3 separate regions of the Homo sapiens genome follow, and all the other regions are linked to region 2. Evidence: chromatin loops called from intact Hi-C (ENCODE). Cell type or tissue: GM12878. All regions are shown on one strand. Links, peaks and the distances in the headings refer to the core of each region. The heading gives the core; the rest is flanking DNA. Region 1 overlaps CPNE8 (copine 8). Region 2 has its middle 34 kb from the start of ALG10B. Region 3 overlaps CPNE8 (copine 8).

Evidence for each region. Hi-C counts contacts between places; a loop is a spot of excess contacts. Peaks named below come from ENCODE experiments on the same cell type or tissue, not always from the same donor. Only the 100,000 strongest peaks of a DNase experiment are listed, where the experiment ranks them.
Region 1: a loop joins it to region 2, with 2.2 times the contacts of the local background. A loop is called at or near these places in 1 of 110 quality-filtered maps.
Region 3: it touches region 2 in a loop (7-fold over the local background); 1 of 110 quality-filtered maps calls a loop at or near these places.

What each region holds. Positions count from the first base shown.
Region 1 is chr12:38,649,541-38,659,973 of GRCh38, reverse strand. It overlaps CPNE8 (copine 8), which reads left to right. Exons shown (of 20, transcript NM_153634.3): 20 at 5,904-7,771. The coding sequence ends at 6,092. Among named protein-coding and RNA genes, the nearest start is that of CPNE8, 250 kb to the left of the region's middle. In GM12878, for the core only: no CTCF peak of the experiment used is centred there; no DNase peak of the experiment used is centred there.
Region 2 is chr12:38,345,974-38,356,406 of GRCh38, reverse strand. No RefSeq gene overlaps it. Among named protein-coding and RNA genes, the nearest start is that of ALG10B, 34 kb to the right of the region's middle. RefSeq lists an enhancer at 5,578-5,657. In GM12878, for the core only: no CTCF peak of the experiment used is centred there; a DNase peak (open chromatin) is centred at 5,556; H3K4me3 peaks cover 627 bases; H3K27ac peaks cover 1,397 bases.
Region 3 is chr12:38,769,593-38,780,025 of GRCh38, reverse strand. CPNE8 (copine 8) reads left to right here. Exons shown (of 20, transcript NM_153634.3): 7 at 3,725-3,788. Among named protein-coding and RNA genes, the nearest start is that of CPNE8, 130 kb to the left of the region's middle. In GM12878, for the core only: no CTCF peak of the experiment used is centred there; DNase peaks (open chromatin) are centred at 4,365 and 7,865; H3K4me3 peaks cover 658 bases; H3K27ac peaks cover 3,868 bases.

The DNA.
Region 1 (10,433 bases), core at 1,250-9,249, 300 kb before region 2:
TTTGTGTCCTCTTTTATTTCATTGAGCAGTGGTTTGTAGTTCTCCTTGAAGAGGTCCTTCACATCCCTTGTAAGTTGGATTCCTAAATATTTTATTCTCTTTGTAGCAGTTGTGAATGGGAGTTCACTCATGATTTGGCCCTCTGTCTGTTATTGGTGTATAGGAATGCTTGTGATTTTTGCACATTGAGCAGATTGTTCAGTTTCCGTATAGTTGTGCGGTTTTGAGTGAGTTTCTTAATCCTGAGTTCTAATTTGATTGCACTGTGGTCTGAGAGAGAGTTTGTTGTGATTTTTGTTCTTTTACATTTGCTGAGGAGCGCTTTACTTCCAACTCTGTGGTCAATTTTGGAATACGTGCGATGTGGTGCTGAGAAGAATGTGTATTCTGTTGATTTAGAGTAGAGAGTTCTGTAGATGTCTATTAGTTCTGCTTGGTGCAGAGCTGAGTTCAGTTCCTGTATATCCTTGTTAACCTGTCTTGTCGATCTGTCTAATATTGACAGTGGGGTGTTAAAGTCTCCCATTATTATTGTGTGGGAGTCTAAGTCTCTTCGTAGGTCTCTAAGGACTTGCTTTATGAATCTGGGTGCTCTTGTATTGGGTGCATATATATTTAGGATAGTTAGCTCTTCTTGTTGAATTGATCCCTTTACCATTATGTAATGGCCTTCTTTGTCTTTTTCGATCTTTGTTGGTTTAAAGTCTGTTTTATCAGAGACTAGCATTGCAATCCCCGCTTTTTTTTTTTTTCTTTCCATTTGCTTGGTAGATCTTCCTCCATCCCTTCATTTTGAGCCTATGTGTGTCTCTGCATGTGAGATTGGTCTCCTGAGTACAGGACACTGATGGGTCTTGACTATCCAGTTTGCCAGTCTGTGTCTTTTAATTGGGGCATTTAGCCCATTTACATTTAAAGTTAATATTGTTATGTGTGAATTTGATCCTGTCATTATTATGTTAGCTGGTTATTTTGCCCATTAATTGATGCAGTTTCTTCATAGCATTGATGGTCTTTACACTTTGGCATGTTTTTGCAGTGGCTGGTACAAGTTATTCCTTTCCATATTTAGTGTTTCCTTCAGGAGCTCTTGTAAGGCAGGCCTGGTGGTGACAAAATCTCTCAGCATGTGCTTGCCTGTAAAGGTTTTTATTTCTCCTTCACTTATGAAGCTTAGTTTGGCTGGATATGAAATTCTGGATTGAAAATTCTTTTCTTTAAGAATGTTGAATATTGGTCCCCACTCTCTTCTGGCTTGTAGGGTTTCTGCTGAGAGATCCACTGTTACTCTGATGGGTTTCCCTTTGTGGGTAACCCGACCTTTCTCTCTGGCTGCCCTTAATATTTTTTCCTTCATTTCAACCTAGGTGAATCTGACAATTATATGTCTTGGGGTTGCTCTTCTTGAGGAGTACCTTTTGGTGTTCTCTGTATTTCCTGAATTTGAATGTTGGCTTGCCTTGCTAGGTTGGGGAAGTTCTCCTGGATAATATCCTGCAGAGTGTTTTCCAACTTGGTTCCATTTTTCCTGTCACTTTCAGGTACACCAATCAAACGTAGATTTGGTCTTTTCACATAGTCTCATATTTCTTGGAGGCTTTGCTCATTTCTTTTTACTCTTTTTTTTCTAATCTTGTCTTCTTGCTTTATTTCATTAATTTGATCTTCAATCACTGATATCCTTTCTTCTACTTGATTGAATCAGCTATTGAAGCTTGTGCATGCATCACGTAGTTCTCATGCCATGGTTTTCAGCTCCATCAGGTCATTTAAGGTCTTCTCTACGCTGTTTATTCTAGTTAGTCATTCGTCTAACCTTTTTTCAAGGTTTTTAGCTTCCTTGTGATGGGTTAGAACATGCTTTTTTAACTCGGAGAAGTTTATTATTACCGACCTTCTGAAGCCTACTTCTGTCAACTCGTCAAACTCATTCTCCATCCATCTTTGTTCCATTACTGGCAAGGAGCTGTGATCTTTTGGTGGAGAAGTGGCGCTCTGGTTTTTAGAATTTTCAGCTTTTCTGCTTTGGTTTCTCCCCATCTTTGTGGTTTTATCTTCCTTTGGTCTTTGATGTTGGTGACCTATAGATGTGGTTTTGGTGTGGATGTCCTTTTTATTGATGTTGATGCTACTGCTTTCTGTTTGTTAGTTATCCTTCTAACAGGTCCCTCAGCTGCAGGTCTTTTAGAGTTTGCTGGGGGTCCACTCCAGACCCTGTTTTCCTGGGTATCACCAGTGGAGGCTGCAGAACAGCAAATATTGCAGAACTGAAAATATTGCTGTCTGATCCTTCCTCTGGAAGCTTCGTCCCAGAGGGGCACCCAGCTGTATGAGGTGTCTATCGGCCCCTACTGGGAGGTGTCTCCCAGTTACGCTATACGGGGGTCAGGGACCCACTTGAGGAGGCAGTCTGTTCGTTCTCAGAGCTCAAACGCCGTGCTGGGAGAACCACTGCTCTCTCCAGGGCTGTCAGACAGGGATGTTTAAGTCTGCAGAAGTTTCTGCTGCCTTTTTTCAGCTGTGCCCTACCCACAGAGGTGGCGTTTATAGAGGCAGTAGGCCTTGTTGAGCTGCAGTGGGCTCCACCCAGTTCGAGCTTCCTTGCCACTTTGTTTACCTACTCAAGCCTCAGCAATGGTGGACACCCCTCCCCCCACCAGGCTGCAGCCTCGCAGGTCGATCTCAGACTGCTGCACTGGCTATGAGCAAGGCTCTGTGGGAATGGGACCCACCAAACCAGGCACAGGAGAGAATCTCCTGGTCTGCCAGTTGCTAAGACCATGGGAAAAGCACAGTATTTGGGCAGGAGTGTCCCCTTTTTCCAGGTACAGTCTGTCATGGCTTCCCTTGGCTAGGAAAGGGAAATCCCCCAACCCCTTGCACTTCCCAGGTGAAGTGACACCCCGCACTGCTTCAGCTCACCCTCTGTGGGCTGCACCCACTGTCCAACCAGTCCCAGTGAGATGATCCAGGTACCTCAGTTGAAAATGCAGAAATCACCCATCTTCTGTGTCTGTCACGCTGGGAGCTGCAGACCAGAGCTGTTCCTATTCGGCCATCTTGGAACGGACCTGAAAGGCTTGGTCCCAACCACCAAGGAAATACTTTACGGCTCCCACAGTGTCTATTCTCTGGTCTGTGCACAGACTTGTGTGGCTCTTACGGAGGATCCTTTAAGCTAAGTTGCTGGCCAGTTCCTTTCCACGTTGCTGAGAGCTCCCCGCTTCAATTTTAAAAAACAGTTTGAGAAGAATTTGTGTTAGTTCTTTAAAAGTTTGGTGGAATTTGCCATGAAGCCATCTGGTTTTTATTTTATAGAAGAAGAAACTGAGGCAAAGAGTAGAAAATAACCTGCTCAAGATCATGCAGGCAACAGGCAGCAGAACCAGGCTTTGAAACTGGGAAGTCTAATTCCAAAGTTTCTGAGAATAGGGAGGTAAAAACTTAAATGAGTTTAATGTCCATAATGTAGGAGCAAGGTAAAGAATATGAGACCAAAGTTGAGGTAAAGGTAAGATAAAAGAAGCAGGGGAGATCTCCCCTTTCCATAGAGAAGCATCAACTGTTTGCCAACATTTCCATGAAATGTGTGTATTAGCTACATACATTTTCAAAAACAAAGAAAAAAAAAACTCTTCAAAAAAAAAAAAAAGTCTAAAGACCACTGCATGTATACTGACCATACCAACATTACTAAATGTTAACATTTAAAGCATTATACCTTCTAGAATAAGAATTAAGTAAATTATAGTTACAATTAGATATATTTTCTCATTATTCCCTGTGTTGATTCCTATTTTCTCTTTTCTAATTATAGTTTCAGAGAGAAAATTAACCTCAATTTGTTTTTTTTGTTTTTTGTTTTTTTTTTACCTCTTTGATTTTTTTCTGTTAAAAATGTCAAGTCTTGTCCATAGCTAGGGAATAAACACTTCACAAAAGTTCTAATTCTCATTCTCTTCTGAAGGAAGATCGCATTTATTGTTAGTTTTTTTTTTTTCACATCCTTAGCAAGCTGCCTTTCTTGCCCTTAGTAGGAGAAAGATATGTCACCTTTTAAATACCTATTTCTAAAAACTGCTCTGAGTTTCCCTCCTGGAAATAGGGTGTAAAGACAAATAAGGTAAAATTTTAGTCACATACATGTGCTTCCTTGTAATGTCTTATTTTAAAAAGAAAGGAATAGTTTTCTTCTCTTCTTTTAAAAGAGACTACCTTCATTGCATAAAAGGCACTATACCTAATCTTTGATTTCTTAAAATTTTTCTTGGTTTACCTGTAGCAACCTGATCATTTTAAATGCTTCCTTCCAATAATGATTGTTTTCCAGAGGCACATAATGAATAACTTTAAATAAAAAACAAACTTATTTTATTTTTCAAAATAAATGTAAAATGGTATTTTACAGCATGAGACAGGATTGTTCTTTGTCTTCATCCAGGAGAAAAATGATTTAATTCAAATTTTTATATATTGTACTCAAATTGTTCAACATATTAAAATGTCTTCACTTTGCCTTTTCTCTGAAGACCAAAAATTACTGTGCTCTTAAATTATCACAACATTCACAGTTCCAATCACTTCAAAGTTGCATCAAGCATCATTATGCCCCTAAGGGAAAATTGAACTAATGCCCTCAAACAGCACAGTGTTTATTAACTTAAGTAACCATTATAAATGAGAATGGAATCAGGCAATCTATTACAGGAGCATTTGGTATTGAGCCGATAAGGGCTCTCACATAATTACATATATAAAGATATAGTAATCATTTTTATTAAGGGTGGTGCAAAAGTAATTGCGGTTTTTGCCATTGAAAAACCACAAATTACTGCAAAAACTGCAATTACTTTTTGTTCCAACCTAATATATGTTGTTAGAATGATGATATTTCCATAAGAAATATACCCAAATCTTATGCCAAGATCTTTTTTCCTGTCTTCCCAAATAGTAGATACTCAAAAATCAACATCTGATGCAAAACTCAATGTACTGAATATTTCAGCTTCCTATTAATATGAGCTGTGTGAATTCTATATTCATAGTCCATGCGATTTTGTCTTAGAAAGAATTAAAATACTTTAATGTGTTTAGGACTTTTTAACAATGTACACTATTATATTTTACCCTGAATTGGGTAATACTCATTTCTTATCCAGAATTGGGTAGTATTTTTATATCAGAAGCTGAATTAGGCATATATTAACTCCATTTGACAGGAAACCAAGCCCCAAAGAGGTTAAATGCTCCATCCTGTTGGGATTCAGGCTGGGTATAGAACCTAAAACTGCAGAAGACATTTGGCAACATAATAAGCCTATTAGGATTAAGTGACATGAGTTATTGGAGGAAAAACATAGAAAATGATTGCATTCCTTTTGAGATAAAGCATATATTATGTAAGTTTAGTCACTTATAGCTATTTGTAGTGTATTGAATTTTTTTTTTTTTTTTTTTTTGAGACAGAGTCTCGCTCTGTCGGCCAGGCTGGAGTGCAGTGGCATGATCTCGGCTCACTGCAACCTCTGCCTCCTGGGCTCAAGCAATTCTCCTGCCTCAGCCTCCCGAGTAGCTGGGATTACAAGGGTGTGCCACCGCACCCAGCTAATTTTGTATTTTCAGTAGTGACACAGTTTCACCATGTTGGTCAGGCTGGTCTTGAACTCCTGACCTCAGGTAATCCACCCACCTCAGCCTCCCAAAGTGCTGGGATTACAGGCATGAGCCACCATGCCTGGCCTATTGAATATTTTTAAAAATGTATAATAATTGTTATCCATCTCTCCATTACTCTCAGATTCCCTGATTTTCCTATGACCAAATGTGTACATGTGTTGATTTTTTGTGTTTATTACATAGCCTGCTAAAGTCTGTGAAATAACTTTCTTTCGTCTCTGTTTTAGTTTGTGCCATTCAGGGATTATATTGACAGAAGTGGAAACCACATACTGAGCATGGCTAGATTGGCTAAAGATGTCCTAGCTGAGATCCCTGAGCAGTTTCTCTCCTATATGAGAGCCCGAGGAATCAAGCCATCACCTGCGCCTCCCCCATACACCCCACCTACACATGTGTTACAGACTCAAATATGACTGTGCTCTGAAATGCTAATGTCAACTACAAATCAAAAGTGCTGAGTTAATGCTTTGTGCCTGGTGCTCTGTAATGAACCAGGCAATGAGATAGTTTTCTCAGTTTGGTTTCAGCAGTTAATGTGCTTTCTTGGATCCAAATTTAAATATCTTCCTAAACCAAAACTGTAAATATGGTTGTTGCATGAGCAACAGAAAAAATTGTTTAAATGCTTGAAGCAAAGTATGGATGTCTTCTCTAAATCTTTCTTTCTTTTTTTTTTTAACAGAAACAGCTAATTTCCAATGTATTGTTGGGAAAAAGCACAAACTGTGTTTTTAACTCAAATATTGTCTTCGACTGCTATGTGTATAGGAAAGCAGTCTCTGTATCAATGTTTACATGTTACTACTTTTTAAATTTCAATACTTTTATAACTGTTCTTAAAAATAAGAGTTTTAAATACTGAATCCTTTGTCTTCTAAATTGCAATAGCTATAATCACAAGAGCAATATCTCTTTGAATGACTGTCTGGACAAACACAATTGCAAATAAGGGAAGGGAAAAATGCTTTTCTATTTTTCAGTAACTGGATTGTCTTAAGAAACTACATCTGCTTAATAAACAATTTCTCAGCAATGTTTGCTGGGTATGGGAGTTTAAGCCCGGCAGATGTGTCTCCTGGTTGAACATGCATTTTTCATGGAGTTTGGGTTCTAAATTTAGACTGCAGTTGGTTTGTATTTTGTAACACTAAGTAGAAATTATAAAAAGTCAAACATTGTGATCTATAAATGCACAGAAAATACTTTGTAAAAAGTAGCATCCTTATATAATAATGCTATTTAGAAAGACTGAAACCAAGACTATTTAACTGTGAACTATGTAGCAGATGTTTTAAACTTTTTATTCCATTATATCTTGTCTAGATATTTTAATTCAAAGGGATACTGGCTCTCTTGATCGGAATTTCTTGTTATCACCATTCCACGTTGCCACACAAGGTGCACAGGCTGGAAGTCTTTTGTGAAATTCCCAGTTAAATATATACAACTATGTGACTTAGTGCACAACACATTTGTGAAATAACCTACTCCTATATACTGACCTGCCTGTCCACGAATAATTGTAAAGGGTTTTTGCATGTACAGTTTTTACAAGAATTACAGTTTTGTGAAGTTGTGTCTAAATTAAAGCATTTCTTTAGAACAAATGGCCTTAAATTCTCACGGAATTCCTGGAAATGATTGTGAATTGCCTTCAAATAATAGAAAAGTGTATTTATTTGTGTGTGTGTGTGTGTCAAAAATGTAACTGCTTTATAATATTTTTTCCTTACCTATATATTCTATTTAATACTTGGTTTATTTCTACTGTACATTGTTTTCTTTGTCCCAAGTTGACCTAGGGTGACTTTTATAAGCATGAAACTATTTTACTGGAAAGAAAAATATATACATCCACATATCTAACAGTATCAATGTTATATAACTATGTAATAATTGTTGATTTTTAATTATGTATTAAAATCTTTAAATCATAACTATTTGCTTTGTACGTTTCATGTATGAATGACAATAGTTTGATGATTTCCTTTACTGATCTTAAATATTTATGCCACTACAGTGTATTACCTACAGATTTTTAAATTTAGCTTTATTTATCAACCCAAAAAACAAATAAATAAGATCAATATTCTTTTCTTCTTGTCAAACATCAGTTATTTTTTTGAACTGTCCAGAGAAAACAAAAGTTGTACAATTCCTTGTATAAATAATAGATTGCTCAAACCTAGTGGGAGTAAATGGCCAGGAATGAAGCAATTTCTCTTTACAAATGTTATCATTTATATGGCTGAGAATGATAATCAGAAACTTATGTGAAGTTAATGCTACATGTAAGATTAGAAAATACGTAAATCTTGTGTATTCATTGCAAAAATGTAGTAAACCAAGATTGGAGGGATTAAGTGATGTATCCAAGACTATATAACTAGAGAAGAGCTCATTACCATCTTGGAAATATTTGTTATAACTTACATTTTGTTAGTTGCTATTAGGTGCTATGCAATAGGAAATCCCAGAGACATGCTTCATAAAGGAAAACACATAGTAATAGTTGTACATACAAACTGGTTATCAGGGATATTTACACTTACGGTAATGAGCAACAAGAAAGGTATATATTGAGAAGGGGTGATAGATTCAAGTCATTAAACCTGCTGCAGAAGTCAGTCTTCAAGTGGTGCCCTCAAGAACCCCAGAGACTTTGGGCACTGTCCTATCTTTGTAATCTCATTTCCTTCCTCTCCAATGAAAGCCTCTAATTATCATTTGAACTCCAGGATGAACTCTTGGTGTTATTTTCAAGTATCTCCATCATCTGAATTTGCCCAGTTATGTAATACCAATTCCTATTGCTTCTCAAATTAATATTAAAACTAACCAGGCCTGCCTCATTCCTTTTCCGCAACCACTCCGAGTTTACCTGGAGTCTGTCTATAGTGTTCATACTCTGTTCTCTCATCAAGCCCTCTTCTCTGGTCTTTACCTGAGGATATCCTTTGCACTTTCCAACTCAAGCCCCAGCTCCTCTGAACCTTGTTCTTTAAAACTTCAATGCTAACAATAATCAGTACTTTCTATGAGCTCATCTTTGTATTGCATTTCAGCATATTAATTGCCTCAGATTATTTCTAAACTATTTTATTTTATCTGGGGCATCTTGTCTCTCCATCCTTATGGAATAGTATTTAATGGCACCTGGTAAATTTTTAAAGCTCCCCAGTTTATTGTAATGTGTAGCTAGAGTGTGAAATTGCTGCAACTAAAGACTATTGGATGACTCAATTACTACTTTTTAAATTATCTCTTCCAACATGCAATATCGAGAGAAAAGAAGAGGTGGATATGACTCTGGTGGTGGTGAATGTGGGAAGAGAGTGGATTTGGGATTAGGGTTGGAGCATAGGTTATTTTGTTTTTCAGGCTCAGGGAAGATAATAGATGGACTCATGCACTTTTTTTTTTTATTACTGTGTCATCATCAACTTAGGAAATAAAGACCTCTCACAAAGATGAGGTGGATGTGGTTATTTCTTAGAAGACCTGAAATGCCAAAGATTTTACTGAAGAGCATGCCTTTTTCTTTCAGCTTGCGTGAATTTTATTTAATGACTTTGTGTTACATATAGCTGTAATTGAGACAAAGTGGCCAGATTCTTCATAAAAACTCAGAGTAAAGAATAATTTTTGTGATTAGCACAAATCAGATACATTTACTAATAAATAAGCTGCTGAGTTGAGGATCAAATAGATTGAGTGCATGTGGAGTGTTACCTATGAAGATGGAAAAGATGGAAATCTACTTGCAAAAAGTCACACTTGTGCAGAGCTTTCTCATCAGTGTGTTACAGATGATTTACAGATTTATGCCTTGCAGATGGGCTACAGGTGTGCACCTTGGGGTGGTGTATAGTGCCTGGGGTAATTGGAGCTCCCAGCCTCCATCATGTTCATTGGCTAACCTCAGGATATTTTAACAAACATTCCCATTTTTAATGTGTGTCTTGAAATGTAGGGAAGCACTGCATTACAGAGATTATTTCCTAAATAACCTCTGCTTACAGCCAGTTCCACCTTCATTTTTTCTACTTATATGCCCTACGATATTTATACTGAAATTAAATTGAAAGAGTATTCACATACAATTCCATGGCAAATGTATTGTAGCAAATAAACTTCAGAGGAATAAGACATGAATGTCCTTGCATTTTTCACCACCTTCTTCATAAACATCCTACCACTCACGAAAATAGGTGTATCATCAGATGACCCAGAGGACATCAAAGCGTAGAGTCAAAGGGATTCAACCTTGTTATTTCCTTAGAATAAACACTGTTCTAGAAGACATCCTCTTCTCCCAACCATGACTGTTCCCCTCACCCCACTTTCCTACCAAGTATCACTCTATTTGCTCTGTTGATACCTGAGCGTCATTTAACAATAGGCAGTCCTTCATTTTACAAACTATTGGGATGTGCTGAGATCAGATACACGGATCTTAAGAATAAGCACATTTTAAAAACATATTGACATAATTCTTTGCACCAAAATTTTTTCTAAAAAAACCTTTCTTCATCATATCTTAGTTACTTAGGTATGACTTTGATAAGGGAAGACTTGGTATATCATGAACATGCACAAGTTTTAAACGGCTTCCTTAGGAAATGTGAAAGGGGAAATAGAGAAGCAACAAACAAGTATTTTCTCATGAGTTATTGCCTAAGCTATGTTTATAACTCTTAAGAGATGATTATCCTAAGCAATGCTCACCTCCTAGATTTCAGGTTTTTAACCTG
Region 2 (10,433 bases), core at 1,409-9,408:
TTCAATTTTTTAAAGCATTTCCAATTTCAGTTAACTTACACAATTTTTTAAGTAGAAAAAAAGTTTTACTGAATACAGTTAAGATAGTTGGAAGCTGGGGTCCTAATTTCCTCCCCAATTTAGAAAATGAAAGAGATATTGGGGATACATTTAAGAGTGAGCCAGGAAAAAACTCAGACTCTCACTTCTACCATAGCATTTTCAAGTAAGAAATCATACAGAAAACTGCTATAATATTGGCAACACGGAGTGAGATTATCAGTAAGGGAGGAAAACAGTATTTTATTTATCAATCAAGAGGAAGTCCCACATGCTCCCAAGTAATACTTTTCATCATACTCCTTTTAATAACCAGAGGATGTACCTTTTAGTGCTGTGGTACCAAGTCAGCCCTTAGTAAGTGTGGAGCCTATGAATGTCAAGTAAAGAAAGCTGTCAAAATGGAATCAGAATCCTTTGAAAATATTCACCTTTGCAGTGATGTCACTCTAACTGTGCAATGCTTTTAACTTTTTAAAGTGTTTCTAAATATTAAGCATGCCAAGCTCTGAATTCTAAGATACAATACCTCAATAGATTCAAATCTTAGTGGATTGGACCTTGACCTGGATATAAGGCTTTCCCTTTTACTAAAACTGAATTTAGACATAAAAGCTTTTTTTCTCTTTCACTATGCAATAGGAAACTTGACTTACTTAGTGTCTAGCATCAGCTACTACTTTAAGAAACATTTTCTTGCCAGGATTTTGATACCCTTTATTAGTGTCTGCTGACTGGTAGAGAACATATATGAGGGAGAAATGCTCAGAAGATTCTAGCTTGTGGCAAATCTGATAGGAAACAGGTCAAATATAAATCATAGCATTGACAAGGAAGACAACTCTAATTAGCATTTCTATTTATGCTTAATTTTTCAGCATGTTAAGAGAGGGAACATGAAGATGAAACTGTAACTGCTTGGTGGCAAAAATAATCTGTTTTCTGGCAATTTTTGAAAGCATCAACTAAAATAAGAAATTATTAAATATAGATATAAGTTATTTTATATCATACTTATGTAAGTATCAAATTTTGATTAAGGTCACCTTTAACCCATAAAAGAAAAAAACTAATATGAATGGGTCAAGAAGAATAATAAAATGATAGGGGAGACTCAGGAAAACAATGGATGTTATTATGTAATAGTAAGACAAATCACTGAGTTAGGATTCAGGAGGACTGAATGTTTGTTTTAGCTCGGCTGCTACATGGCTATTTGATTTTAGGCAAAGTGGTCACTTCATCTCTTGGATTCAATTTCTCCATCTGTTACATCGGGGTCACAGCATCTGAGATCTTTTCCATCTTTCAGTTTCTCTGAATACATAAGAAGAAATAACACAGGTCAAAACATTTTGAAAAATATAAAACTCTACACAAGAGCAAGGTGTTACTGTCATTGGTGAAATTTCTTACCTAAAGACAACAGGGACAGATTTCACAGCTGTTACTGACAAGTGGGGAGATTCTGCAGGTGGGTCATGTAGACATGCTGCTTCAGGCTGAGCCTTGCAGGAGTGAGGAACTTCACACCCAAATAACTGCTAAGAGAAACAGTGCCATTGATGGCCTCCATGCCTGGGAGTCTTTACAGCAATGTACACAGGACTAGGAGGGCAATGTTGCAAAACCTCATAATCTTGTAGCCCCTTCTTGAAAGCAGAAATATAATAGGACAATTTCCATAGCAGAATTTTACTTCTTTTAGCCTCCAAAAAGATCAAAGAATTCCCAGGCATCTCTACAGATTAGCCTTTTTCAACTGGCCTTTCTAGCCCTTTAAGAATCAGCATTCTCATGAACATAGGCTTCTTTATTCCTTAAGAAAAAAAGATGAACAAAATGTGATTGGTTATTATTTACTAATGTTTACATACATACACTTCATCTGAGAAGTCTCAGCTCCAAATGCAGTTGATGAGGGCTGGAAAAGTGACAAAATGAACACTTGTTTCACTTCAAGTTTCCCTAGGCCCTTCTTCCCTACTGTCCCCACCCCCTTGCCCCCCACAGCTATTTAAAAGATGTCATTTTTATTTATTTATATACTCATTAAATAGGTAATAATTTACATGATCATCAAAATGATATAAAAAATCTATTAAAAAGTTTGCCCTGTTGGATATCCCCTCTCACCACTCCTATTCAACACAGTGTTGGAAGTTCTGGCCAGGGGAATCAGGTAGGAGAAGGAAATAAAGGGTATTCAGTTAAGAAAAGAGGAAGTTAAATTGTCCCTGTTTGCAGCTGACATGATTGCATATTTAGAAAACCCCATCATCGCAGCCCAAAATCTCCTTAAGCCGATAAGCAACTTCAGCAAAGTCTCAGGATACAAAATCAATGTGCAAAAATCACAAGCATTCTTATACACCAGTAACAGACAAACAGCCAAATCATGAGTGAACTCCCATTCACAATTGCTTCAAAGAGAATAAAATACCTAGGAATCCAACTTACAAGGGATGTGAAAGACCTCTTCAAGGAGAACAACAAACCACTGCTCAAAGAAATAAAAGAGGATACAAACAAATGGAAGAACATTCCATGCTCATGGGTATGAAGAATCAATATCATAAAAATGGCCATACTGCCCAAGGTAATTTATAGATTCAATGCCATCCCTATCAAGCTAACAATGACTTTCTTCACAGAATTGGAAAAACTACTTTAAAGTTCATATAGAACCAAAAAAGAGCCCACATTGCCAAGACAATCCTAAGCAAAAAGGACAAAGCTGGAGGCATCAGGCTACCTGACTTCAAACTATATTATAAGGCTATAGTAACCAAAACAGCATGGTACTGGTACCAAAACAGAGATATAGACCAATGGAACAGAACAGAGCCCTCAGAAATAACACCATATATCTACAACCATCTGATCTTTGACAAATCTGGCAAAAACAAGCAATAGGGAAAGGATTCCCTATTTAATAAATGATGCTGGGAAAACTGGCTAGCCATACGTAGAAAGCTGAAACTGGATCCCTTCCTTACACCTTATACAAAAATTAATTCAAGATGGATTAAAGACTTAAATGTTAGACCTAAAACCATAAAAACGCTAGAAGAAAACCTAGGTAATACCATTCAGGACATAGGCATGGGCAAGGGTTTCATGTTTAAAACAGCAAAAGCAATGGCAACAAAAGCCAAAGTTGACAAATGGGATCTAATTAAACTAAAGAGCTTTTGCACAGCAAAAGAAACTACCATAAGTGAACAGGCAACCTACAGAATGGGAGAAAATTTTTGCAATCTACTCATCTGACAAAGGGCTAATATCCAGAATGTACAAAGAACTCAAACAAATTTACAAGAAAAAAACAACCTCATCACAAAGTGGGTGAAGGATATGAACAGACACTTCTCAAAAGAAGACATTTATGCAGCCAACAGACACATCAAAAAATGCTCATCATCACTGGCCATCAGAGAAATGCAAACCAAACCTCACTGAGATACTATCTCACACCAGTTAGAATGGCGATCATTAAAAAGTGAGGAAACAACAGGTGCTGAAGAGGATGTGGAGAAATAGGAACACTTTTACACTGTTGGTGGGACTGTAAACTAGTTCAACCATTGTGGAAGTCAGTGTGGCGATTCCTCAAGGATCTAGAACTAGAAATACCATTTGACCCAGTCATCCCATTACTGGGTATATACCCAAAGGATTATAAATCATGCTGCTATAAAGGCACATGCACACATATGTTTATTGAGGCACTATTCACAATAGCAAAGACTTGGAACCAACCCAAATGTCCAACAATGATAGACTGGATTAAGAAAATGTGGCACATATACACCATGGAATACTATGCAGCCATAAAAAAAGATGAGTTCATGTCCTTTGTAGGGACATGGATGAAATTGGAAATCATCATTCTCAGTAAACTATCATAAGAACAAAAAACCAAACACTGCATATTCTCACTCATAGGTGGGAATTGAAGAATGAGAACACATGGACACAGGAAGGGGAACATCACACTCTGGGGACTGTTGTGGGGTGGGGGGAGGGGGGAGGGATAGCTTTAGGAGATATACCTAATGCTAAATGATGAGTTAATGGGTGCAGCACACCAGCATGGCGCAGGTATACATATGTAACTAACCTGCACATTGTGCACATGTACCCTAAAACTTAAAGTATAATAATAATAAAATAAAATAAAAGATTAGACAAAACAGTGATACCTAAATATACTTATAATAAATTACTCATTTTTTAAAATAAAACAGTGGAAATACAAAAAAAAAAAAAAAGAAAATGTGACACATATACACCATGGAATACTATACAGCCGTAAAAAAGGATGAGTTCATGTCCTTTGTAGGGACATGGATTAAGCTGGAAACCATCATTCTCAGCAAACTATCCCAAGAAAAAAAACCAAACACCGCATGTTCTCACTCATAGGTGGGAAATGAACAATGAGAACACTTAGACACAGGAAAGGGAACATCACACACTGGGGCCTGTCATGGGGTTTGGGGAGTGGGGAGGGAAAGCATTAGGAGATATACCTAATGTAAATGAGGAGTTAATGGGTGCAGCACACCAACATGGCACATCTATACATATGTAACAAACCTGCACATTGTGCACATGTACCCTAGAACTTAAAGTATAAAAAAAAAATTGAAAACAAAAAGTTTGCCCTGTCCATCCAATTTATCTCCTGAGCCTTGCAATCAGCCTTTTTAGTTGCTTCTATATCTATTCAGTGTTTCTTTATATGTATCAACACATCTGTTTGCATGTCTTCTTATTTATCTTCTTTATCACACAAAAAGGTTATGTGCCCAATACATTCTTGTGCTCCTTGTCCCCAAACTTTTCTAATATAGCCTGCCATTTATGCACTTTGTAATGTAATGGTCACATGGTCCCATTTATAGTAAGCAGAAAAAGCCGAGTCTGATTCATTGAAAGGTTATTGCCCTTCTGAGGAGGAAATTAAAACTATGTAGCAATCTTAATTTTAAAGTAAATTGTGGTGCTGTGGCATAGCTGTGACCCTAAGCAACAATCTCATCTAACAGTCTTAGAACATTCTGTTGGCATTTGATATCCTTAATAGCCCAAAGAAACCACATAAAAGTGCTTTAAAAAAAGACTTGTTGAATTCAATTAAATTTAGAAGAAACTTGGCTGTTTTGCTTTTGTTTCACTTTTGCTTTAGTTTAAAAACTGTGAGGATGAGGCAAGTAGCTTAGATGTTAAAACTTAAGTAATAAACAGATGGGGAGAAGACATAAGTGTGAAAAACTGTCAGTCTATCCATCCATTCATGCATGCAGCAAGAATTACTGAGCTCCTGCTATACTCCAGAAATGATTCCACACCCTGGGGATACAGTGGTAAAAATGCCAAGCTCATAACAGCTTGATGCCTGTATTCTAGGCTCTAGCATATTCTGTTACCCTATACAAAGGCACTATGACCTGCCACCAAAATTACTGCTCTGCCTCCTATCTCATTTCCTCATTTCTATCCATCCAGCCTTTGGTCTACACTCATAACAGCAGCCAGATTTGTTCTGTTAAAAAACAAAGGCCAGATGATGTCATCCCTACTCAAAATCCCCTGATAGTTTCTCATCCCCTTTGAGTAAAAGCCAACGTTCTTATAAAGCTTACACGATCTAGCTCTCTTACTGATCAGTGAAACTACATAATGATACATTTGGATATAAAACATTATAAAGACTATGAAAAATGTAGAGTAATATATAACAGCATTTCTCTTTCCACTGAGCAATATTAAGTACTTAGTGTGTACAGATTACTGATGCTACCTCTTTAGATTCCAGGTATGAGAACGGTTATGGCTGAGTACTAAGTGCAGGCATTGGCTTAAGTAACCATAGATTTCCTTTCATAAAAGCATTGACATATTTAATGGAAGTGGTAGATAAACATTCATTATTTCTGCTGTACCATTGTCCTATCTATCCATTAAGAAAATACGCAAGAAAGCACAGCAGAAAAAAAGTTGGTTGAAAATAGTAGATTTAGGCAAGACTGAATTGAAGATCTTTAATTCTTTCCCTTGGAATTTCTCAGAGTTCAGAGACAGGCTCAATAATAAAACAATTCAATGCCTTAAATGAAATATAAATCAATGCCTTAAAAAATACTGTTTTATTTTGCAAATGAATGAAAAGATCCCAACTTTATGTTTCCCAAAACATCGAAAAGAGGATTAAAAAGGTGGTTGGCTATATTTTTTTCCAAACAGAGTCACATATTAAATGTTACAGATAATTTTCAGCCAACTGACAGGAAGACTTTTAATCTATAATAGTTTTATATCCTTCCATGTAACTTTTGGTAAAGTGGATTATACGGCTAGGATTTCCAGACAATATACTAAAAACAAAACCACTCTCAATTCCTTGAAAGAAAATAGTTCATACTATTTACCATGGCTGCATTCTGAATTTTAAATGCAAATAGTACGTTTATGCAATGACACTCAAAAAATCTATTGAATGAATTAATAAACAAATAGATCCAAATAAGTCTTTCTTGCATATTGATTAGTGGAAAGAAAACAAAGAACCAGAACCATCTAGGAGATTTACCTATATTTGGGATAGGAACCTCTCTTCCTCTGGAATTCCTTGCAGGGACATGCATTTAAGTTGCGCTTTAGATCCCACGAAGCAGCATGGGGGTGCAGAAAGAGAAGGCTGGTGGTGGTCAAAGACTCCTGAGCTCATATCATGGCATCCTGTTTGCTAGCTGACAAAGTGATCTTATGTGTGTTAGTTCTGTGGTTCCATTTTGCTATCTATAAAATTTGCCTAACACTACCTCCCTTACAGAAACATAGTGAGGATAAAGGAGATAACATCTGTACAGATCTCATGGTCTTTGCATTTAAGTTCTCTCTCATTGAAATACTCTTTTCTCAACACATTGCTTAGCTGTTTCCTTCTTTTTATATTTTTTCCATAGGTTATTGGGATACAGGTGATATTTGGTTACATGAGCATGTTCTTTAGTGGTGATTTGTGAGATTTTAGTGCACCCATCATCCAAACAGTATACATTGCACCCTATTTGTAGCCTTTTATCCCTTGCCCCTCTACCACTCTTCCCCCCAAGTCCCCAAAGTCCATTGTATCATTCTTATGCCTTTGCATCCTCATAGCTTAGCTCCCACATATCAGTGAGAACATACAATGTTTGGTTTTCCATTCCTGAGTCACTTCACTTAGAATAATAGTCTCCAGTCTCACCCAGTTTGCTGCAAATGCTGTTAATTCATTCTTCTTTTTCTCTGGGTAGATACCCAGTAGTGGGATTGCTGGATCAAATGGTAGTTCTAATTTTAGTTCTTTAAGGAATCTCCCCACTGTTTTCCATAGTGGCTGTACTAGTTTACATTCCCACCAGCAGTGTAGAAGTGTTCCCTGATCACCCCATCCACACCAACAGCTACTGTTTTTTTGATTTTTCGATTATGTCCATTCTTGCAGGAGGAAGGAGGTACTGCATTGTGGTTTTGATTTGCATTCCCCTGATAATTCGTGATGCAGAGGAGTTTTTCATGTTTTTTGGCCATTTGTATATCTTCTTTGAGAATTGTCTATTCAGGTCCTTAGCCCACTTTTTGATGGGATTGTTTGTTTTTTTCTTACTGATTTGTTTGAGTTCATTGTAGATCCTGGATATTAGTCCTTTGTCAGATGTATAAATTGTGAAGATTTTCTCCCACTTTGTGGATTGCCTGTTTACTCTGCTGATTGTTCCTTTTGCTGTGCAAAAGGCTCTTTAGCTTAATTAAGTCCCAGCTATTTATCTTTGTTTTTATTGCATTTGCTTTTGGGTTCTTGCTCATGAAATCCTTGCCTAAGCCAATGTCTAAAAGGGTTTTTCCAATGTTATCTTCTAGAATTTTTATAGTTTCAGGTCTTAGATTTAAGCCCTTAATCCATCTTGAGTTGCTTTTTGTACAAGGTGAGAGCTGAGGATCCAGTTTCATTCTCCTACTTGTAGCTAGCCAATTATCCCAGCACCATTTGTTGAAAAGGGTGTCCTTTCCCCACTTACTGTTTTGGTTTGGTTTGTTGAAGATCAGCAGGCTGTAAGTATTTGGGTTTATTTCTTGGTTCACTATTCTATTCCATTGGTCTATGTGCCTATTTTTGTACCAGTACCATGCTGTTTTGGTGACTATGGCCTTGTAGTATAGTTTAAAATCAGGTAGTGTGATGCATTCAGATTTGTTCTTTTTGCTTAGTCTTGCTTTGGCTATTTGGGCTCCTTTTGGTTTCATGTGAATTTTAGAATTGTTTTTTCTAACTCTGTGAAGAATGATGGTGGTATTTTGATGGGGATAGCATTGAATTTGTAGATTGCTTTTGGCAGTATGGTCATTTTCACAATATTGATTCTACCCATCCATGAGTATGGGGTGTGTTTTCATTTGTTTGTGTCATCTATGATTTCTTTCAGCAGTGTTTTGTAGCTTCCCTTGTAGAGGACTTTCACCTCCTTTGTTAGGTATATTTCTAAGTATTTTTATTTTTATTTTTGCAGCTATTTTAAAAGGAGTTGAGTTCTTGATTTGATTCCTACTTGGTCACTGATGGTATATAGAAGAGCTACTGATTTGTGTACAATAATCTTGTATCCAGAAACTTTGCTGAATTCTTTCATCAGTTCTAGGAGCTTTCTGGAGGAGTCTTTAGGGTTTTCGAGGTAAATGATCATATCATCAGCAAACAGTGACAATTTGACTTCCTCTTTATTGATTTTGATGCCCTTTATTTCTTTCTCTTGTCTGATTGCTGTGTTTAGGATTTCTAGTACTATGCTGATGAGGAGTGATCTGGAAGTAGGCATCCTTGTCTTGTTTCATTTCTCAGAGAGAATGTTTTCAACTTTTCCCCATTCAGTATTATGTTGGCTGTTGGTTTGTCATAGATGGCTTTAATTACATTGAGGCATGTCCCTCGTATGCCAATTTTGCTGAGAGTTTTAATCATAAAGTGATGCTGCAGTTTGTCAAATGCTTTTTCTGCATCTATTGAGATGATCATATGACTTTTGTTTTAAATTCTGTTTACGTGGTGTATTACATTTATTGACTTGAGTATGTTAAGCCATCCCTGCATCGCTGGTATGAAATCCACTTGATCATGGTGGATTCTCTTTTTGATATGCTGCTGGATTTGGTTAGCTAGTATTTTCTTAAGGATTTTAGCATCTATCTTCATCAGGGATATTGGTCCATAGTTTTCTTTTTTGGTTACGTCATTTGCTGGTTTTGGTATTAGGGTGATGCTGGCTTCATAGAATGAATTAGGGAAGGTTCCCTCTTTATCTTGTGGAATAGTGTCAAAAGGATTTTTGCCACTTCTTCTTTCAATGGTAGAATTCTGCTGTGAATCCATCTGGTCCTGGACTTTTTTTTGTTGCTAATTTTTAAATTACCATTTCAATCTCACTCCTTGTTATTGGTCTGTTCAGGGTATCTAATTCTTCCTGACTTAAGCTGGAAGGATTGTTTTTCCAGGAATTTATCCATCTCCTAGTTTTTCTAGTTTATGTGCATAAAAGTGTTCATAGCAGCCTTGAATGATCTTTTTTATTCCCGTGTTGTCAGTTGTAATAGTTGTTTCCTTTCCTAATGAGGTTATTTGGATTTTCTCTCTTCTTTTCTTGGTTAATCTTGCTAATGATCTATCAATTCTATTTACCTTTTCAAGGAACCAGCTTTTTGTTTCATTTATCTTTTTATTTTTTTTTATGTTTCAATTTCTTCTAGTTCTGCTCTGATCTTTGTTATTCATTGTGCTATTTGTTGCCTGTGTATCTTGGGTGTTTCCTTTTGTGTTTTTGCTTTTTAACTTGTATTTTTGTTTTATATGTCCTGTGTGATTTATGCTTTAAAGAGTTCTCTTTTGATGTGTTTCCAGGATTTGTTTCAAGATTTAGAGCTCCTTGTAGCAGTTCTTGTAGTGGTGGCTTGGTAGTGGTGAATTCTCTCAGCATTTGTTTGTCTGAAAAAGACTGTAACTTTCCTTCATGTGATACTTAGTTTTGCTGGATGCAAAATTCCTGGCTGATAATTGTTTTGTTTGACAAGGCTGAAGATAGGGCCCCAATCCCTTCTAGCTTGTAGTGTTTCTGCTGAAAAATCTGCTGTTAATTTTATAGGTTTTCCTTTATAGGTTACCCGGTGCTTCTGTCTCACAGCTCTTAAGATTCTTTCCCTCATCTTAACTTTGGGTAACCTGATGACAATGTGCCTCAGTGAAGAACTTTTTGCAATGAATTTCCCAGGTGTTCTTTGTGCTTCTTGTATTTGCATGTCTAGGTCTCTAGTAAGGCTGGGGAAGTTTTCCTCAATTATTCCCCCAAATATGT
Region 3 (10,433 bases), core at 912-8,911, 420 kb before region 2:
GGAAGAGAAAATAGAGGAAAAGTGCCTGGACATTGGCACTGGCAATGACAGCTTGGATTTACTTCTGGGCTCCCTATTCTGTTCCAAATATTCTTGCTTATTTTTTATAATCCTTTGCTAGTTATCCATATGTCCATTTCCTCTTTACATTTTAAATATATTATAAATGCTTATATTTTGTATACTATTCATAATATTTACAACATTCTAAATCTGTGTTTGATTCTGCAACCTGTTGTTTTGGAGAGTCTAACTCATGGTGGGTGCATTTTTCCTTGTTTATTTTTTAATATTATAAAACGAGCTTCACATTTACTTTTAAAACTTTAAATGTGAGATATTTTGAGATGTAATTTGAAGGGAAACTTTTCTGGAGAGGATTTGCATATACCAGGCAACCATGATCACTTGAATTAAATGTAATTCTTGGTTTGAAGTTTTGGTAACTACTCAAGTGATGTCAATTAAGACAGCAAGCCTGGTTGAGCCTTAAATTATTAGGATACATTTTTTTCTCTTTCACTCATCTCCACCTTTTAAGGCAGCGATTTATTTTTTAGGCTCATAAAGTGAATGTTTATATATAACTCATGCTACAATCAGGCAATCTAGTTAATGAGATATAAGCTTTATGCTGTGGGTTGGCTGTTTATTGAATTTCCCACCTTGTGAGTCCCACCTCCTCTTGATTTTCTCTCTAATTTTTGTGCCCTAAGTAACCATAAAAATCAGAAGCCTAAGATCAAGTTCTCCAGTGTTCAGTTCTGCTTATCTTTCTGACTTCACTTTAAGCTTCTGATTGGTCCTTATTTTCTTGCAATGTTATCTGAGCATTTATAAAGATCTTTGCATATTTTATTCAGCATTGTAAAGTGTGTTCAGGTTGATGCTCAGTCAGGGTGTTTGGTTTTCCATAATGCTGAATATATTAAACTCATAGTTCACAAATAGAAAGAAGAAGAGAAAGGTACAGCTGAATTAGAAAAATTAACTGATTAAGGATGCTGGAAGGATGCTGAAAACGATAATGTAGTAATATAAGACAAAATGTGCCATGCTATATTGAGTTCTTAGTCATAAGGACCTAGGGAAGATGGAAGATCTTGACATGTGCAATGACCCTGGTTAAGAGTAAATACATGGTGGAAACAAGAATTAAGCAATGCATGACTGTATATTACATACTTACCTATAAACTAAACACCTGCTGTATACAGACATTTAACTCTGTGCTTACAAGAGGTTTATGTCGTGAATATTGCTCTTACAGAAAGCATAATCAACTTGAGAAAAGAAAGGTTAACAATTTGTCCTTTTAACAGTTAAGGAATAATTAAGTGCTAAACCTTGCAGTATTGACTTTAACATCAATAGGAAAGCAGAAAAGGCTGAGCTTTGTGTAAGGCTGCCTAGGATAAGGTTTTCTTGGAACAAATGGAACTTGTTCCATATCCAATTTGGGGATATGGAAAGTTTGAGGCGAAATAGGGAACAGTTAACAAGCTATAGTTTATCAAGGCATGGGAGTGAACACAAAGAAGAAATAAGCACAAAATGTCACCGAGTTGATGAAAGGAGAGGGAACAGTGAAACCCATAGTTTTAGATAGGTTTTAATAACATACTAAAAAACTTAGAAACCATGAGAACATTTTGTTCTATAGTCATGCACTACTTAGCAACAGTGATATGTCCCGAGACATGCTTCCTTAGGTGATTTCATTGTTGTGAAACCACCATAGGCTGTACTTACACAAACCTAGATGGTCTAACCCAGAAGTCCCCAACCTTTTTGGTACCAAGGAGCGGTTTTGTGGAAGATCATTTTTCCATGCACTGGGGGTTTGGGGGTAGTTTCGGGATGATTCAAGTGCATTACATTTATTGTACACTTTATTTCTATTATTATTATATTATAATGAAATAATTATACAACTCAATGTCATGTAGAATCAGTGGGACCCCTGAGCTTGTTTTCCTGCAAGTAGATGGTCCCATGTGGGGGTGATGGGAGACCATGACAGATCATCAGGCATTAGATTCTCATAAGAAGCATATGCAACTTAGGTCCCTCTCAGTTCACAATAGGGTTCACGTTCCTATGAGAATCTAATGCTGCTGCTGATCTGACAAGAGGCAGAGCTCAGGTAGTAATGCCAGCGATGGGGAGCTGCTGTGAAAACAGATGAGGCTCAGCTTGCTGGTGCCTGCCACTCATCTCGTGCTCTGCAGCCCTGGGGTTGCAGACCCCTGGTCTAGCCTACTACATACCTAGGCTATATGGTATAACCTCTTGTTCCTAGGCTACAAATGTGTACAGCATGTTACCTCACTGAACAGGTAATTGTAACATCAGTATTTGTGTATCTAAACATAAGTAAACATATAAAATGGTATACCTGTGTAGGGTACTTACCATGAATGAAGCTTACAGGAATGGAAGTTGCTCTGGGTGAGTCTAAGTGAGTGGTGAGTGAATGTGAGGCCCTGAGACATTATACTACTGTAGGCTTTATAAACACTGTATAGTTAGGCTACACTAAATTTATTTAAAACTATTTTTCTTTCTTCAATAATAAATTAACCTTAACTTACTATAATGTTTTTACTTTAAAATATTTTAAACTTTTTAAAATGTTTTAATAATAACACTTATCTAGAACACAAACACATTGCACAGCTGTACAAAAATATTTCCTTTCTTTATATCCTTATTCAGTAATCTTTTTTCTGTTTTTAAGTTATTTATTTATTTTTACTTTTTAAACTTTTTTTTGTTAAAAACTAAGACACAAAGTTATACATTTACCTAGGCCTACACAGGGTCAGGATCCTCAGTATCCCTGTCTTCCACCTCCACATCTTGTCCCACTGGAAAACCTTCAGGGGCAGTACCATGCATGGAGCTGTTGTCTCCTGTGATAACAGTGCCTTCTTTTGGAACATCTGCAGGACCTAAATGAGGCTGTTTTTACAGTTAGCTTTGTTTTTTTTTTTTTGGTATGTGTAGAAGAAATACACTTTGAAATAATGATAAAAAGTATAGTATAGAAAATACATAAACAGTAACATATTTGATGTTTACTATCATTGTCAAGTATTATGGACTGTACATACATACTTTGTATGACTGGCAGCACAGTAGATTTGTTTGCCTCAGCATTACACCAACACATGAGTAATGCTCTGTGCTAAGATATTACATCATTAGGCAGTAGAAAGTTTTCAGCTCCATTATAATGTTATGGGGCCACCAATGTATATGCAATCTGTTTCTTACTGAAACATAATTAGATGATGCATAACTATTACATTATCTTATATTTTATTATATATTAGACAATATGGAGATATTGAAGATTCTTGAGGAGAGGATCGACATGTTTAAAGTTATGTTGAAAGTTTAGTCTCATTGAGGGCCGGGTGTGGTAGCTCATGCCTGTAATACCGGCACTTTGGGAGGCCGAGGGGAGCGGATCACTGGAGGTCAGGAGTTTGAGACCAGCTTGGCCAACATGGCGAAACCCCATCTCTGCTAAAAAAACATACAAAATTTAGCTGGGCCTGTAATCCCAGCTACTCAAAATATATTTGTTAGGGAAGAACCATGTTATTATTATATGCTCTTTATTAGAGTACATAAAAATAAACATGATATATAAATTTATATTATATAGTATTAATATAACATATTAATGTATATAAATATATTTTTGTTGTTTTAGAGGAATTCCAGGGAAGAAATGTGGTACAATCATACTTACAGCAGAGGAATTAAACTGTTGCAGGGTAAGTAAATATTTCTTTGGTTTAGAAAATACTTCCATACTTCAAATGCTATATCTAAAATTGTACTTAACTAATTAATTTTTAAGTAATTGTAGCAAAAGTGTTATACAATTTTATAACCCATAAAATATCATTTTAGGTACTTAGCCCTATGACCAGAGAGACTGTATTTCATAGTCTGAAAAGTATAATTAGTTATTTTAATAATCTTTTTAAGGAATTGAAAGTATTAAAATAACACCTAATATCAATACTGCTTTTTAAGCATTAGTATAAGGAATAGTCAGTTATACCAATCAGTTCAATTACTGCAAACTTTTTTGCAGTATTTTTGAAGATCTGTGTGTAATCCTGAAGGAATATTTCTTGTCATTTGAGTTTACCCCATTTGTATAAGATATTTTCCCCAATTTTTCTAATTTAATTAATCCAGAATTTATATTGGTTCCATCTCTTGTTAGCTTGGGAAGTCCACATTTGAAGAAAGGATTAGCTGCCACTACAGCTAGCAGTATGACTACAGAGAGTGCATACTCTGTATTTTTAGAACATTGCTACTTTCAGTTGTGATTTGCTGATGCACCCATTGACTCATGATTAATGATTTCACTGTTGTCAAGAAATGGGGTGATAGCTATGACACTCCAGACTGAAAGTAACAATGACCAGCTTAATCTGAAGTCAATATTGTCTGTTTAATGTGGGCCAGCAGATCTCTGGGAATTGGTATTTCCAGAGGAAAAAAATTTTCCCTAGATTACCTCTAGTGCTCTTTACTTTTAGTTGCTGCTTGATTGTAGGAACAGAAACTCACCCCAAATACCAAAAGCTTAACATTTTGACATTGACCAGAGTTTTTATAGAGAGAGCCATAGTTTATTTTATTATCTCAAAAAGTTGTCTTTTTAACTTTTAGATAAATTCTGTAGCTTTATTTACATAATACATTTCTGGTGGGACATGGTGGCTCATGCCTGTAATCTCAGCCTTTGGGAGGCCAAGGTGGGAGGATCACTTGAGCCCAGGAATTCAAGGCTGCCGTGAGCTATTGTGCCACTGCACTCCAGCCTGGGCAACAGAGCAAGACCTTGTCTCAAATATATGTATATATTATATCTCTCAAATATAGATAGATGATCAATAGATAGATAGATAGATAGTTGAGATAATATGCTCAGGGAATCATATGATATTGTCAGCAAATGATAGAAACTGGGTATTACAGCTGATTACATACCTTTGGGATTCTGGGGGCAGGAGTAGAACAGTGAGATAACAATAGGAACTATAATAACAGATGAGTGGAAATAGTTAAACACTAATATTATAATTTAAGTCATTTAAAAAACATGTAAATTGAAGCCTTTCTGTTGTTGTGCTCATTGTCTTTGTCCCCCTGGGCATGTCACGGTCATATCAGTCTCACTTTTCTCATCTAAAAAATACCCCAACATGCCCACATATAATGCTGTTAAAGACTATCAGACTCAAGTTTTGGTTTTGCTACTAATTTGTACTTTGTCTAATCAAGACACTTGACTACTTACTCTGTGTTTTACTTTTCGTATTTGAAGGGCAATAAACCAAAAAATGTGAACTAATCACTAGACTATTTAAAAAAAAAATCTTCCAGTCCTGGCAATTAACTACCATAACATTAAGTTTGATACTATAATGTACATAAAAGTAGTTTGCATATACTACCCAGTGCCTTAGAAAATATAGCATAATTATTTAAATGCAGCGATATTACCTATCCTATTTTTTTAGTTAAAATGATACAATGATTTTTTAAATTATATTATCATCTAATCATCATTTATACTTGTCTCAATTTGTAAATGTTTCAAATAATATATGTTTTGTATGATAAAGGAGGAAAGAAAAAAGGAAGTTCACAGTCAATAAGATACATGTTCTTTTTGGTGATATTAACATGCTATTTTGTCAAAATCTTGAGTTTATTGAGCAGATTTTATGTAAATGTGTCATGAATACAGTACTATCTGTTCTATTTCAAAGTAGAGCCAAGATACCAAGACACAGGTTGAGTATGGACAGGCTGCATCCTAAATATCTTCCACTTTCAGTTCTACTCTCTTGTTGGAAGAGCCGGGAAAATTCTTTTACCAGGCCTTAGTAAATGAAAGGGAATGTGTCATTTAGTGGTCTAGGTATTTTTATCCCTCTTTTTACAATTAATTCAATAACATCTGGAATTATCTTTCAATGAGTCAATACATATTTCTCATACTTAGAAATTATAGTTTAATATTTTTATCAATATTGTTTAAAATCTTGGTGTAACTTCATCTTATGTTTTCTATGTCCTGATTCCTGGCTATAGCCTTATTGATCATCAGCATCATTATTAATACTAATAAACTTGAAATAGTATTTCATTACTACATTAGTATAGTAGAATGCACAAGTGTACTCAAAGAAATGTTCATAGTTACTTCAGAAGAATCAATGCTTTTTAAATTTATACTTTAGGGAACATTAAAAGTATTGGGCATTATTATTTATAATGTTGAATGCAATCATTTTAATTCACCTACAACATCATAAAAATCTACATTTTTCTTTAAAACGAGTTGTCAGTTATTAACTTGTACAATGAACATAAGCTTTAGAGTCAGCTCACCTACATTTTAGTCTTACCTTTTTCACTATTTAGCCGAGTGAGGTTATATTGTTGAAGCTTTAAGTTATGCATTTGTAAAATGACAATTTTTTTAAACCAGTTTATTAGGTATAATTGGCATACAAATAACTGGACATATTTAATGTATACATCATGATGAGTCTGGAGACAGGTATATACCCATGAAACCATCACCACAATCAATGTCATATATTAGTCACTTACAATGGTTCCCCCTACCCTGCTTATTTATTATTAATATTTTTGTGATAATAAACAGCATAAGATTTACCCTTTCAGCAGATTTTTAAATATACAGTGCAGTATTGTTAACCATAGGTACTATACTGTATATAGTAGATCTCTATGACTTATTCATCTTACATAACTGAAATTTTGTGCTCCTTGATAATACCTTCCAGTTTCTTCTTCCCCTCAATCCCGGGAAACCATCATTCTACTCCCTGCTTCTATAATTTTGACTATTTTAGAATCCTCATGTAAGTTACAATATGTAGTATTTATCTTTTTATGGCTGTCTTATTTCACTTATATAGTGTCTTCCAGGCTCATCTATCTTGTTGCAAATGGATGGATGTTCTTCCTTTTTAAGGCTGAATAATATTCCATTGTTTTACATATATATGTGTGTGTGTGTGTGTATAAATTTTATATATATATAAAACATTTTCTGTATCTATTCATCTGTTGATGGACACTTCATTTGCTTCAATATCTTGACTTATTTGTGTATAATGCTAGAATAAACATGGGAGTTCAGATATCTCTTCAAGATACTGATTTCAGTCTCTTTCTTTGGATATATACCCAGAAGTGGGATTGCTGGATCATACAGTAGTGCTGCTTTTAATTTTTGAGGAACCTCCTACTATTTTCCACAGTGGCTGCACTAATTTGCATTCCTAGCAACAGTGTACAAGGGTTTCCTTTTCTCTACATCCTCACTGACACTGCTTCCTTTTGCGTTTGTTTTTTGATAGTAGGCATTCTAACAGGCGTGAGCTAATCTTTTGTATGGATTTGCATTTCTCTGATGATTGGTGATGTTGAGCACCTTTCATATGTGTGTTGGTCATTTGTATGTCCTTAGAGATATGCTTATTCAGGTTCTTAGCCCATTTTTAAATTGGGTTGATTTTCTATTTTTTATTTTTATTTATTTTTAGTTTTTGCAGTATTTTTGAAGATTTGTAGGAGTTCCTTATATATTTTGGAAATTAACCTTTATAGTATACAGTATCTTAGTCCATTTTGTGTTGCAATAAAAGAATATCTGAGAGTAGGTAACTTATTTTTAAAAAGAAGTTTATTTAGCTCACTCTTCTACCAGCTGAGAAGCTCAAGAGCATGGTACTGGCTTGTGGTAAGGGCTTTCATACTGTTTCACATTGTGGCAGAGAAAGTGAAAGTGGAAGCAGACATTTGTGAACATAGGGACACCTGAGGGGCACCCTAGCTTTATAAAAACCCACTCTTAATAGAATGAACTCATTCTGAGAGAATTAATCCAGTCTCATTCAAGACTGTGAAAGCAGCACCTACCTATTTATGAGGGATTCACACCCATAACCCAAACACCTTCCATGGGGCCCCACCTCCCAGCACTGTCACACTGGTGATCAAATTTCGATATGAGCTTTGGTAGGGACAAACAAGTCATAGCAACCACAGCATATTTTCTCCCATTCTGTAGGTTGCCTTTTCATTCTGTTGATTGTTTCCTTTGCTGAGCAGAAGCTTTGTAGTTTGATGCAGTCCCACGTGTATTTTTGCTTTTGTGGCCTATGCTTTTGTATCATATCCAAGAAATAATATCCAAGGCCAATATCACAAGGCTCTATGTTTTCTTCTAAAAATGGGAATATTATTAATTCTTCCTTTAGATGGATACTCTATAGGAAAGAAATGGTAGCATTTAAGGGATGTATAGGTCATAAATTTATACAAATATTTATTTGTAGTGTAATAATCCTAATTATCTCAACTTATTTTGATACAGTTTTATTCAAATGCAAATTTTATATTTAATTAAATGCCACAGTAAAAACTAATGTAGTTTAGAAATTATGTTGGGAGTGTATCTTCAATCAGTATTTTTTTTTTAAATACGGGGTCTCACTCTATTGCCCAGGCTGAAGTGCAGTGGCACAATTTTGGCTAACTGCAGGCTTTGAGCTCCTGGGCTCAAGTGATTCTCCCACCTCAGTCTCCCTCCTAGCTGGGAACATAGGCAGGCACCGCCACACCTGGCTAATTTTTTTTTTTTTTTTTGATAGAGATGTGGTCTCACTGTGTTGTCCAGGCTGGTCTTGAACTCCCAGACTCAAGTGATCCAAGCCCCCCTTGCCCTCCCAAAGCGCTGGGGTTACAGTCATGAGCCGCTATGCCTGGCCTTTTATGTAGTATTTTAAAAGTAGCTTGAAATTTTTCATAAAGTATATTTTTTGTTTTTATTTATTGATTGATTGAACAGTGTTTACAAAATGTTATTATGTCCTTGGAATGAATGCTTAGAATAGAATGGCAAGAAAAAAACAGTACAAAACACAACACCACAACCCCCAAACCTGGTCCTTGTTTTTAATGAACACATAGTTTGTGGGAAAGAGAGACATTAGTCGGCTGACTATGCAGGTAATATATGTCATGATATGTGACAAGTGATTCAAATATATTATGAGAGTACAGCAGGGATCTAATTTATATTAAGCCTTGGGGGAATCACTGGGCCTCTTTGAGAAAGTGACATTTAAGCTAAGACCTAAAGAAGGAGTAGTGTTTGCCAGCCCAAGGATAAGAATTCCAGCAGACACAGCTGTATAAGGTCCTGAGGTGGGAAAGGCATGTGTGGGTCCGATGTGAGATGGCCAGGGGTGAGCAGTGGGAGTTGATTGAGCTAAAACATTGCCAGTTGAAGGTGGAAAAGGCTGGTCAGAACCCATTAGATGTTGGCCTTTGCGGACCATGTTAAAGGTTCTGCATTTTTCCTAAATGCAAGGGAAAGCCTTAAAGCATTTTAAGTTGTGAGCAACATGAATTTTTCATGTTTCAAGACTTTTATTCTGTCTGCTGAATGGAGAATGGATTGGATACATCAAAGAGTCGAAGTGGGAGTAAGGAATAAATGTCAATGAACATGTCTGGGTGAGAAATAAGATTGAACTGGACTGAGGTGGTGGCAGCAGAGCCAAAGTAAAGATTTGAGCAAAATTTTAGAGGTAAATGATGCAACTGGTGGTGGACTGGATAAAGGATCAGGAAAATAGAAGAGTCAAGGATGGCTTCTTTGGGCACTTGAGTGAATGACAATGCCACTAACTGAGCTGGGAAAATTATAGGAGAAGCAAGTTTATGGATAGACGTTAGATGTTCAGATTGGAATATGTTAGAAGTGCCTGTGAAACATCCAAGTGGCTTTATGCAATAGAATGGTCCTTATATGTGGAGTATTAAAGAGAGGTCTTAAAAAATGTATTAGGTGACATTAAGCATAAGGCATAAAAACAAAGCAAAACAAAACAAAACTTTGCAGTGATGCTAGTGTATTTCTAAAAGTATATAAATACTTTTCCTCTCAAACAAGATGTATTTTGTGCTTAATACAAATGTACCATTTAATCCCTGCTAAGTTGTTAACCTGAGTAATTGCAAGAACATTATTTTTCCTAAGGTTATATAATTTTCTTCATTGAAATAAATCTTTATTTTGAATCAGTTATTCATTTTGCAAGCCCTAAGGGATATAATTTGAAAAATTAAATTTAGTATTACATTTACCAGTGAGCCTATGAAAATTCATGCTTTTATAATAATACACCTCTGATGTTTTATTCACAATCTATTTGAAATAAACACATTTCATTTATCTATTATGCATTGTAAGTATACAGAATGTTTCTTGGAAGTTTATATTTTGGTCCAGGTGCTTTGGGAGAAATGTGTTAAAGTGTAATGTTTTTCTGCAAGAACAATGTCCT